Linked DNA regions of Homo sapiens: region 1 is linked to region 2. A link is a loop called in an ENCODE intact Hi-C map of the cell type or tissue named here. Cell type or tissue: PC-9. All regions are shown on one strand. Links, peaks and the distances in the headings refer to the core of each region. The heading gives the core; the rest is flanking DNA. Region 1 holds the start of LOC101929411 (a long non-coding RNA gene). Region 2 overlaps RDUR (RIG-I dependent antiviral response regulator RNA).

Region 1 (4,404 bases), core at 321-4,320, 180 kb after region 2:
TTACAAAATATTCTAGCCAAAAATATCAAACCTTAATCAGATTAAGACTTTATCTCTCAAAAAATAGAGCTATATCTCAAATTTCAAAGAGGCAGAGACTCAGGAAATTTGATTTTGAACTTAGCCAACTCCTGTTACCTCCCCAGGCCTCAATGTCCTTGTTCTTGCAAAAGCAAGAGGGATGAACTCTCAAAAAAAAAATAAAAATAAAAAACCCGTAGGCCCTCCTATGACTCAACCACTTGATTCACATTTTCACACGGAAATTTTGATGTTTCAATATTCTCTATTGGCTTAGTACTTTCATGTGTTCTGTCTTTATTCATAACTTACGGAAAGTATGGGGAATGAGAAACATGTTCCAAGGCAAAACGGGGAAGCCTTCAGCAAAATCCAGAATGTGATAAACTCTAGGGGTCAAATGACCTGGTTCCTTCAAGAAATAAGAGGAGGAGGCAGGGAATAGAATCCTGTTATATATATTGTGCCAGATGATTCTTTGTTGTTGGGGGCTGTCCTGGTGTTTTGGAGCTTTTAGCAGCATCCCGGCCCCTATGCACTACCTGCCATTGAAACTCTCCCCCTTTCTCCTCAACCAAGTTATGACAACGAAAAACATCTCCAGACATTGCTAAATGTCTTCTGGGAACAAAATTGCCCCAGTTGAGAACTAAGACTATAGATTTTTTTTTTTTAAAAAAGGAGATTTAAATGACGTAGCAAAAAATGCATCATGCCCACTAATTTGTATAAACCAACTGTAAGGAAGAATTATGAGATAATTGGAATTAGATGTATTTGAAAAGAGACCTATTCCTTTAGTGATATACAATGAATGGTATATTCTTGGTTAAAATGATATGCTGTCTTGTATTGCTTCAAAATAATACCTTTGAGGTTGGTGAGTAAATGGGTAGCTGTATAGATAACATGGGATTGACTATGTGTTGATAATAACTGAAACTAAGTGATGAGTACATAAGGTGGGTTCATCATGCTGCTCTCTAACTTTTGCATGTGTTTGAAATTTTCCATAACAAAATGTCTTAAAAATAATATTCAGTAAGTACCAGAATATTGTAATATTCAGTGACAACCAGAAGGAATAGCTAAAAAGAGATGAAAGTGTAGCTTCCGGGAGGGGTAGGGAGAGGAGAGGGGACTGCTTCTTTTTAAAACAAACCTTTTAGTACTACTTCACTATGAGGACTATGTGCATGGATTACTTCAAAGAACAACAAAAAAATAATTAAAATCCCCAAATAAGCAAACAAAACATTGGAGAGATGCCATTGATATGAATATTTTTCTTGTAAAAATGGAAGCTTAGTTATATAAAATTTCTACATATAGAAAGTAAGTTAAATGACACCATGAGGAAGCAACCAGCTGAGCCCAGATGTGGAACACTGGACACAGCACTTGACTTTCTTCTGAGGCTGGCCTGGCTATCTTCTTTTTCTTCTTTACCTTTTTTATTGAGCATGTTAAAGAGCCAGGGCCCTCTGAGGAAGAAGGATTATTTCTTGTCTTTCTTGTTGTATGTGGAAAGCAGGCAAGGGAGGGCTGTCCCCTGAGGCACAGCAGCCTCTTTCTAACCCAGTGAATGAACCACAGGGCAAACTAGAGTTTGTCTGCTTACCCAATCATCTCTTACTTAGGGAGTAAGAAGCCTTTTTGTTTGTTTTTCATATCTCTTGGTCTAAGCTGCATTTTCTAGTTCAGTTTTGATCAAAGCATTATACTGGGGGAGAAGGAAACATTTGTCAAGCTATTACTAAGGGGCTTATATTATCTCTTATTTTGCTATTAACTGTTGTTTGTGTGATACTTTGGCAGGGAGCCCAGAATGAACAGAGTAAATGGATTCTGATACCAAAACCCTATCCTGAACTCTAACAACTTTCACAGTTACAAGAAAAACAAACATATTTCTTTTGACCTACTATTCATAAACGTCATGTCAGATGCATAAATATTATGCCTCTGTGGTAACAATGAGGGGTATTCTGGCATTCCTAGGAGACAAATCAGCATAGTGGCCCAAGGCCAATGTGGGTGAACAGGCCACCAGGATAATGTAATTTGAAAGGTGCTCTAAAGGCACTTGCATTCTAAGGTTTGTTCACCAAGGTTCTAGGCTACCATGGTGCCTAAAGCCACCACTTTGAGAGTTAACCCTTTCTGTAAATGCATAATGTCTCCAGAAGCTTTCAGCTAAAATACCAATGTGTTATTTTGGAGAGAGAACACATGAACTCTGAGCATTCACAAATTGCCTAAGCATGAACCAGTTTATCAAGTCATTTAAGTTGAGAGAAAGGTCCTCAAGGAAGGAATTACAAAATTGTGCTTTTTATGGGACGTCGTGAGAAGGCTCAGGGAAGTTATGAGGGTAAGATTAGTGGAAGGAAGAAAAATCTGAAGACACTTGGGAAGGCGTGCCCAGGGTAGGTAGAATCCTGGCCAGAGACGGGATAGCAGAAGGACTCAGAGTCTGGAGCAACTCTGTCCATTAGCACTTCCTGCAATGATGAAAATGTTCTATAGCTGGGCTGTTCAATATAGTAGTTATTAGCCACATGTGACTATAGAGGACTTGAAATGTGGCTGGTGTGACTGAGGAACTGGAACTTTAAATTTTATTTAATTTTAATTAATATAAATTAAAATGTCAATAGCCAAATGTGGCTAATGGCTCCATTATTGGATAGTACAGGTCTAGATGAAGGATATGGGGATGGGGGGTGGGGGAAAATCATAGATAGGCAATGTGGAATAGAATTAAAGATACATTTTGCTTAATTCACACTTTATATGGTACCACTTTTCATTTCTAGGCAATAGATTTACAAATTACAGGTTATATTATATTTAGCAAATTAACCTATATTATGAAATAGCTGTACAGATTAAATAGACGGATGAGAGTATAGCCATATTAATTAGATTTGCCATGTCCTACATGATCTTATTTTACTCATATGCATGCTGTCCTATGAAGGAAAAGAAAACATTGACTCAAAAGTGTTAAAAAGGGTATCCTTTGTTTAATGTTCAAGAAAGGCTGCAATTACTTTTCATAATATACAATTGCAAGTTTTGTTATTTTTTCTTTCTGAATAATGATTATTTTTCTCCATTGCAGAGCAAGGCAAGGGTCACAGTCACATTCACAGAACCTCATTAGGGTGGATCCACAGGACATACTTCCCACTGCTCGCAGAAGTATTACCACCCTTTGGAATAATCAATCAATCAAACCAACTCAACAATCTTTCTTTTAATGCTAGTGGCACATATTGACATAAAAATAAAATTTTGCTTCCTGGTGGAACATGAATAATAAAAGTATTTTTAAAGTTGTTTTAATCAAGGCTTCACTATTTAGAAAGTATTAATAAACTGGCACCAGAAAATTTCCCAAAACCACTAGCTAGTTGTTAGTGGCCACAGAACCTAGAGGAGAATAAAAATAATCTCTAGGCCCGGCCCGGTGGCTCACGCCTGTAATCTCAGCACTTTGGAAGGCCAAGGCGGGCGGATCACAGGTCAGGATATCGAGACCATCCTGGCTAACACGGTGAAACCCCGTCTCTACTAAAAATACAAAAAATTAGCAGGCGTGGTGGCGGGCGCCTGTAGTCCCAGCTACTTGGGAGGCTGAGGCAGGAGAATGGCGTGAACCAGGGAGGCGGAGCTTGCAGTGAGCCGAGATCGCGCCACTGCCCTCCAGCCTGGATGACAGAGCGAGACTCCGTCTCAAAAAAAAAAAAAAAAAAAAAAAAAAAAAATCTCTAAACACAACTGAAGCCAGAGAAATCTTTTTGTTTTTGTTCTGGAGGAGACAGCATCCCCTTTGACATATTTGGAAGGTTCTCCTAATTAATGTGGCAGTACATAGGTGTCATTGCTGAGTCAGATGGTTACTCTAGATGTAGAATTTTGTCAAATCTTCATTTCATGCCATGTGAAAATCCAAATGCCACCACTTCAAGATTTTCTGTTACCAGAGTCCTTACATTCTTGTGGTCACCTATGACTCTAAAATGCTCTTTCCTCTGAATTAATTGGCTTGAATCATGAATCTATTGCCGTCTGTAGTTTGTGTTTTTGCTCTGCCAAACCAACTATGAACTTCCTTTCCACAGATTTCTGCCATCACCAAGTGTGTGCATCAGAATTGCATATTTTATTTATGTATAAAGTATAACCTAGGACTTGGCAGGGGTGGAGGATCCTGTTTCATGACGGTAAAATGGGGGGAGACCCACGACCTGATAATACCCATTAGGGAGGGGGGTAGAAAATACTTATATTTAAGTATTAGTTAAAATTTTTTGTTTGTTTTTTGGAGCTGCTCTATATGATATTTTTTAAAAATTTCACTTTCCAATATAGTTT
Region 2 (4,404 bases), core at 216-4,215:
GTATATATACCACATTTCCTTTATCCAATCTGTCACTGATGAGCATTTAGGTTGATTCCATGTCTTTGCTATTGTGAACAGTGCTGCAATGAACATTCACGTGCATGTGAAAGACTATGTATTACGAGAATGATTTCTACAAGCTATTATACAATAAGATCTAGAACTTTTATGTGTTAATAAAAGGACCATTTTCTCAAAAAGCAAAGGCAGGAACAATAAAAATAGAATATAAATTTAAGAGAATTTAAAACTGAAGATAACTTAAACTATATTTCTCATAATTGCCCACATGGCTTTACTTCAGAGTGATGCTTGATTAATAAAACATAGTCCAGCAAGCAAGAACTAATTCTAAAATACTTTAGAATTACTTAAATACAAATACTGAATTTGTATTTCTTAAGTTCTGGAAGAAGATACACCGCTCAGAGCCACCCCTCTTACTGTTCTCTTTCATTTCTCATCCTCTTCTTTTGCACCTTGTGGTGCTTCTCTTTTCCAACGCTGGAGAACTTTTCCTGCGTCCTTTGTGTTGAATCTCCCTCACCATTTCCTTCTGATTCTGTATTACAAAAGACAGGGTGAGTCTGGCTATGGCAGAGAGATTCTCCGAGCGCAGGGTTGGCAGAAGCCAGGACCCCATGTAAATGGGAAAAGGCAGGAAAAATGCCAGGAACATTCCCACTTAAACAACATGTCCCTTTATACCTGGGAATCTCATCTCTGTGGCTACCTATAATCATCCAATGTATGTAAAAGTATGCCAGCATTTTAATTGGTTTTCTATCTTTATGTGTCACTGATGCAGTTTAAAAAAATTCTTATTTTAGGTTCAGGAGTACACATGAAGGTTTGTTATATAGGTAAATTCGTGTCACAGGGGTTTGCTGTACAGGTTATTTCATCACCCAGGTATTAAACCTAGTTCCCAATAGTTATTTTTTGTGCTTCTCTCCCTCCTCCCACCTTCCACCCTCAAGTAAACCCCAGTGTCTATTGTTTCCTTCTTTATGTCGATGAGTTCTTATCATTTAGCTCCCCACTTATAAGGTTTGTTATATTGCCCAGGGAAGGCAAGATACAAACTCACCTCTTCTCTGTAGTATGATTAACCTTGTTATAAGTTTATAAAATGCAACTCATGGGAAGGAAAGAATAAACAAACTGTTAATTGTTCCTGTTAGCTCAGACACACCTGAGCCTTGTCTGATTGTCCAAAGAGTTTAACACACTAGAGTTACACAGAGAATAATTTGTAATAAAATAATAAACATTGTTGCTATTAAGCATTGATTGGTTGTGTTAATAGTTTATAAAATGTTATAATTTCTCAGGTTACTTTTATTACTATGTATCATTGCACTAGAACCCAGTGTCAATATAATTAGGAGGTCTGGATTCAAATCCTAAATTCTGATTTTAATGAGCTTTGTGACCATCTAATTTTACCTTTCTTGGTCATGTTTCCTTACTTTAAGTCCAAAAATTAGAATCCACCATCTTAAGGTCCCTCTAAAATTTTATTATATTTTATATTCTCAAAGGACCTAGTGGTCCAATTGCCTAACCTGTGCATTGAGGTTAAGTTATCACAAATATTTTAGCAGGAAATCCTACGGACACAGGGTATAGTGAACAAGAGAGTAGAAATTCATCTTCCCTAATCCCATGTTCTCTAGTAAGATGTGCACTTTGCTTTGAGAAAGTTGCTCATCATATTCTTCCAGAAAGTCATGATAAATGCATATCTCAGAGGCTTAGTTCAAAGCTCTTCTCTGGAAGACGTCCTCCTATTAGCTTCCTTTGATATAGCAAATATCACAGTGGATGAGAAAAGGTTTCCCTCTTCTTCCAACCCATGGTACAAATCCATACACAATAGAATGTTGAAACCCAGAACTCTAGAGAAGATACAGAATCTGATAGGATTTAAGTTCCAGGCAAACTTGGGGGTGGGTTTGAAATAAAATGCCTCTGTATGAAACATGGCACCATGATTTCTTTCTAAGGCTGATGTGGCCCAATGGCTACAGATATTAGGTCAACCCAAATGGAATTGAGTAAGTGATCTCTTTATAAAGGTGGTGTATTGAAACATCCTCATATTACATTTATAATTTTATATTTGGATCCTTAAGTGGTTAACTGGGTAGGGGTTGTGGTGATGAGGAATACCATGGAAGGAACTGCAGAAAGTAGTAATGGGGCCAGTATGTGACCCCCAAGGTACATCTCCTCCTTTGGAAGAGACACTTCCAGGTCTTTGGTTAGGGATAGCAAAATGTTAGTTGCAATAAAAGCTGGAACGTGTTTGGTTTGGGGTTTGCCCTGGGCCATTCTGTGATCTCTCTAGAGCAGCCGTAAAGCTAGGAAATAGAGCCAGGTGGTAAGGACCCAGTGAGGTGAGTTCTAAGAGACAGAGAGAAAGAAGCAGAGGTAACCGGGCAAATAGAACAGTCAAGATGAGTCCAGAATGATAAGCCACACCTGCTGTGGTGACAGAAGAATGGGGAAATAAAAAGATCAGCCTGTTGGGTGGGACGCACATATTTTTCAATGAGTCAATAAAATGCTTTTCTTGGAGTGCAGGCTAGATATTATCTAGTTAGTAACTTACTTTTTAAACTTAAGCTGAGCTTCTTAACTCCACCTCTTCATACCTTTTGCTTTATTTATTCACTAGAATTTCCACACTTATATATGATCAGGAATGTGCTATTTACTATTAGAGTCTCTGGTCTCAAAGAATTTGCAATCACATATTAAACCAACCAGAACAAGGAGATTTATATACAAGTCAAGTGCTGCAATATTGTAGGGGAAGGAATTAGTAATAATCCTTAAAGACAGAGAGATATCAAGTAAGGAATACAAAAGAAAGTTAGAATAGCTGCCTTCCAAAAACCCTTCTAGTTCTTAACAGTATATAATTTTGCTTGTTTCTGTCTTTCCTTTTCAAGTCCCATTACCTCGTTTATTTATTAAGCAAACATTTAATATACGGCTTGCCATGTTTCAGGCATTACATATGCCTATTCATTTTATGTTCATAATAACCCTTTGTGGTAGGTGCTGTTACCTTCATTTTATCTGTGAGTAAATGACAGCACAGAGAAGTTAAGTTACTCTTAACAGCTGGTAAGTGGCTGAGCTGAGATTTGAACCAGAGACTATCTCCAGAGTCTGTGGTCTTAACCGTTTTATCATGTTGCATGGTTTTGAATCGAAATATATATTTGTTTACAGAAAAAGGTAAAATTTGAATGATGAACAAACACCTAATTCTTATTAATTTCCTCTTGGATAGAAAAAGAGTTCATTTTCTCTCTTTTTAAAAAAACAAGAGCCAATTTATTCTGAGTAGTTTTGGAACCTATATCATTTTAATTTTTCACTGTTCAGGAAATGAAAACACAGGATGAGATGAGGGAATGATTTAGGTGTCCTTTAGGATTTTTTCCAAAGTGCAAACTATACTTTTGTGGAGCCAAAAGGGGCCATTCTTGTGTACACTTGGGCTAAAGTGACTCTTAGATCCACTGTTCTCTAGGATATTCCAGTCTTTCCCTCACCAAACAACTACTGATGGGATGACATTTATGCATTCATACTATGCTAGTTGAGAGATGGGTATACGTGGGAATGTAGGCTTGGTACCTGCTATTAATGAGCTTATAATTTAATTGGGGAGACAACACACACACACACACACACACACACACACACACACACACACATACTTAATTAACCTTCACAATCACAATATAATTCAAGAACCGAAAGCTCCAGTGGGCAAACATTATGGCTGGGCTGTTTGGCTAGAAGAGTAGAAGGCATATTGAACATATACAGTTCTGCAGATTCTCTTGGCTGATCTGTCTCTAGAACCTTAACCTCTTCCACCCATTTGCTCTGCCTTAGCTGCTGCTGCTGCGCCTCATGACACAACCTCATGACAGGTCCATGAGTGTCTAGCACCTGAGACAGACCAGTTTCTTGCCTGGAGTCTCCGGCTTCTTCCACCACTTTGAGATTTGTATATTGTATCACACAGGCTACGCATGAGCTGTGGCTTCCGAAGCAGCTTCCCAAAGAGTCCAGAGAATACAATCTAGAAGTGTGGGAAAGTTGACTTTTGACAGAGAAAAACAGGAGCTAGAAAAATTTGGGCAGATAAGTATTGTCATCCCTTGGTATCCATGGGGGATTTGTTCCTGGACCTCCCTTGGATACCAAAATCCATGAATGCTCAATGCCCCAGTATAAAATGGCATAATATTAGCATATAACCTGTACACATCTTCCCACATACTTTAAATCTCTCTGGTTGCTTACAGTACTTAATATGATATAAATGCTAAGTAAATAGTTGTCATACTGTGTTGTTTAGAGAATAATGAC

What was found. A loop is a pair of places that touch in the nucleus more often than their neighbours do. Peaks named below come from ENCODE experiments on the same cell type or tissue, not always from the same donor. Only the 100,000 strongest peaks of a DNase experiment are listed, where the experiment ranks them.
Region 1: a loop joins it to region 2, with 10 times the contacts of the local background. A loop is called at or near these places in 1 of 110 quality-filtered maps.

Annotation. Positions count from the first base shown.
Region 1 is chr3:102,161,526-102,165,929 of GRCh38, forward strand. LOC101929411 (a long non-coding RNA gene) reads left to right here and starts at 2,180. Exons shown (of 2, transcript NR_135549.1): 1 at 2,180-2,450; 2 at 3,149-3,346. In PC-9, for the core only: no CTCF peak of the experiment used is centred there; DNase peaks (open chromatin) are centred at 1,666, 1,976, 2,296 and 4,056; H3K4me3 peaks cover 538 bases; H3K27ac peaks cover 3,792 bases.
Region 2 is chr3:101,982,048-101,986,451 of GRCh38, forward strand. The region is part of intron 2 of RDUR (RIG-I dependent antiviral response regulator RNA); the gene reads left to right. Among named protein-coding and RNA genes, the nearest start is that of RDUR, 43 kb to the left of the region's middle. In PC-9, for the core only: no CTCF peak of the experiment used is centred there; a DNase peak (open chromatin) is centred at 2,594; H3K27ac peaks cover 634 bases.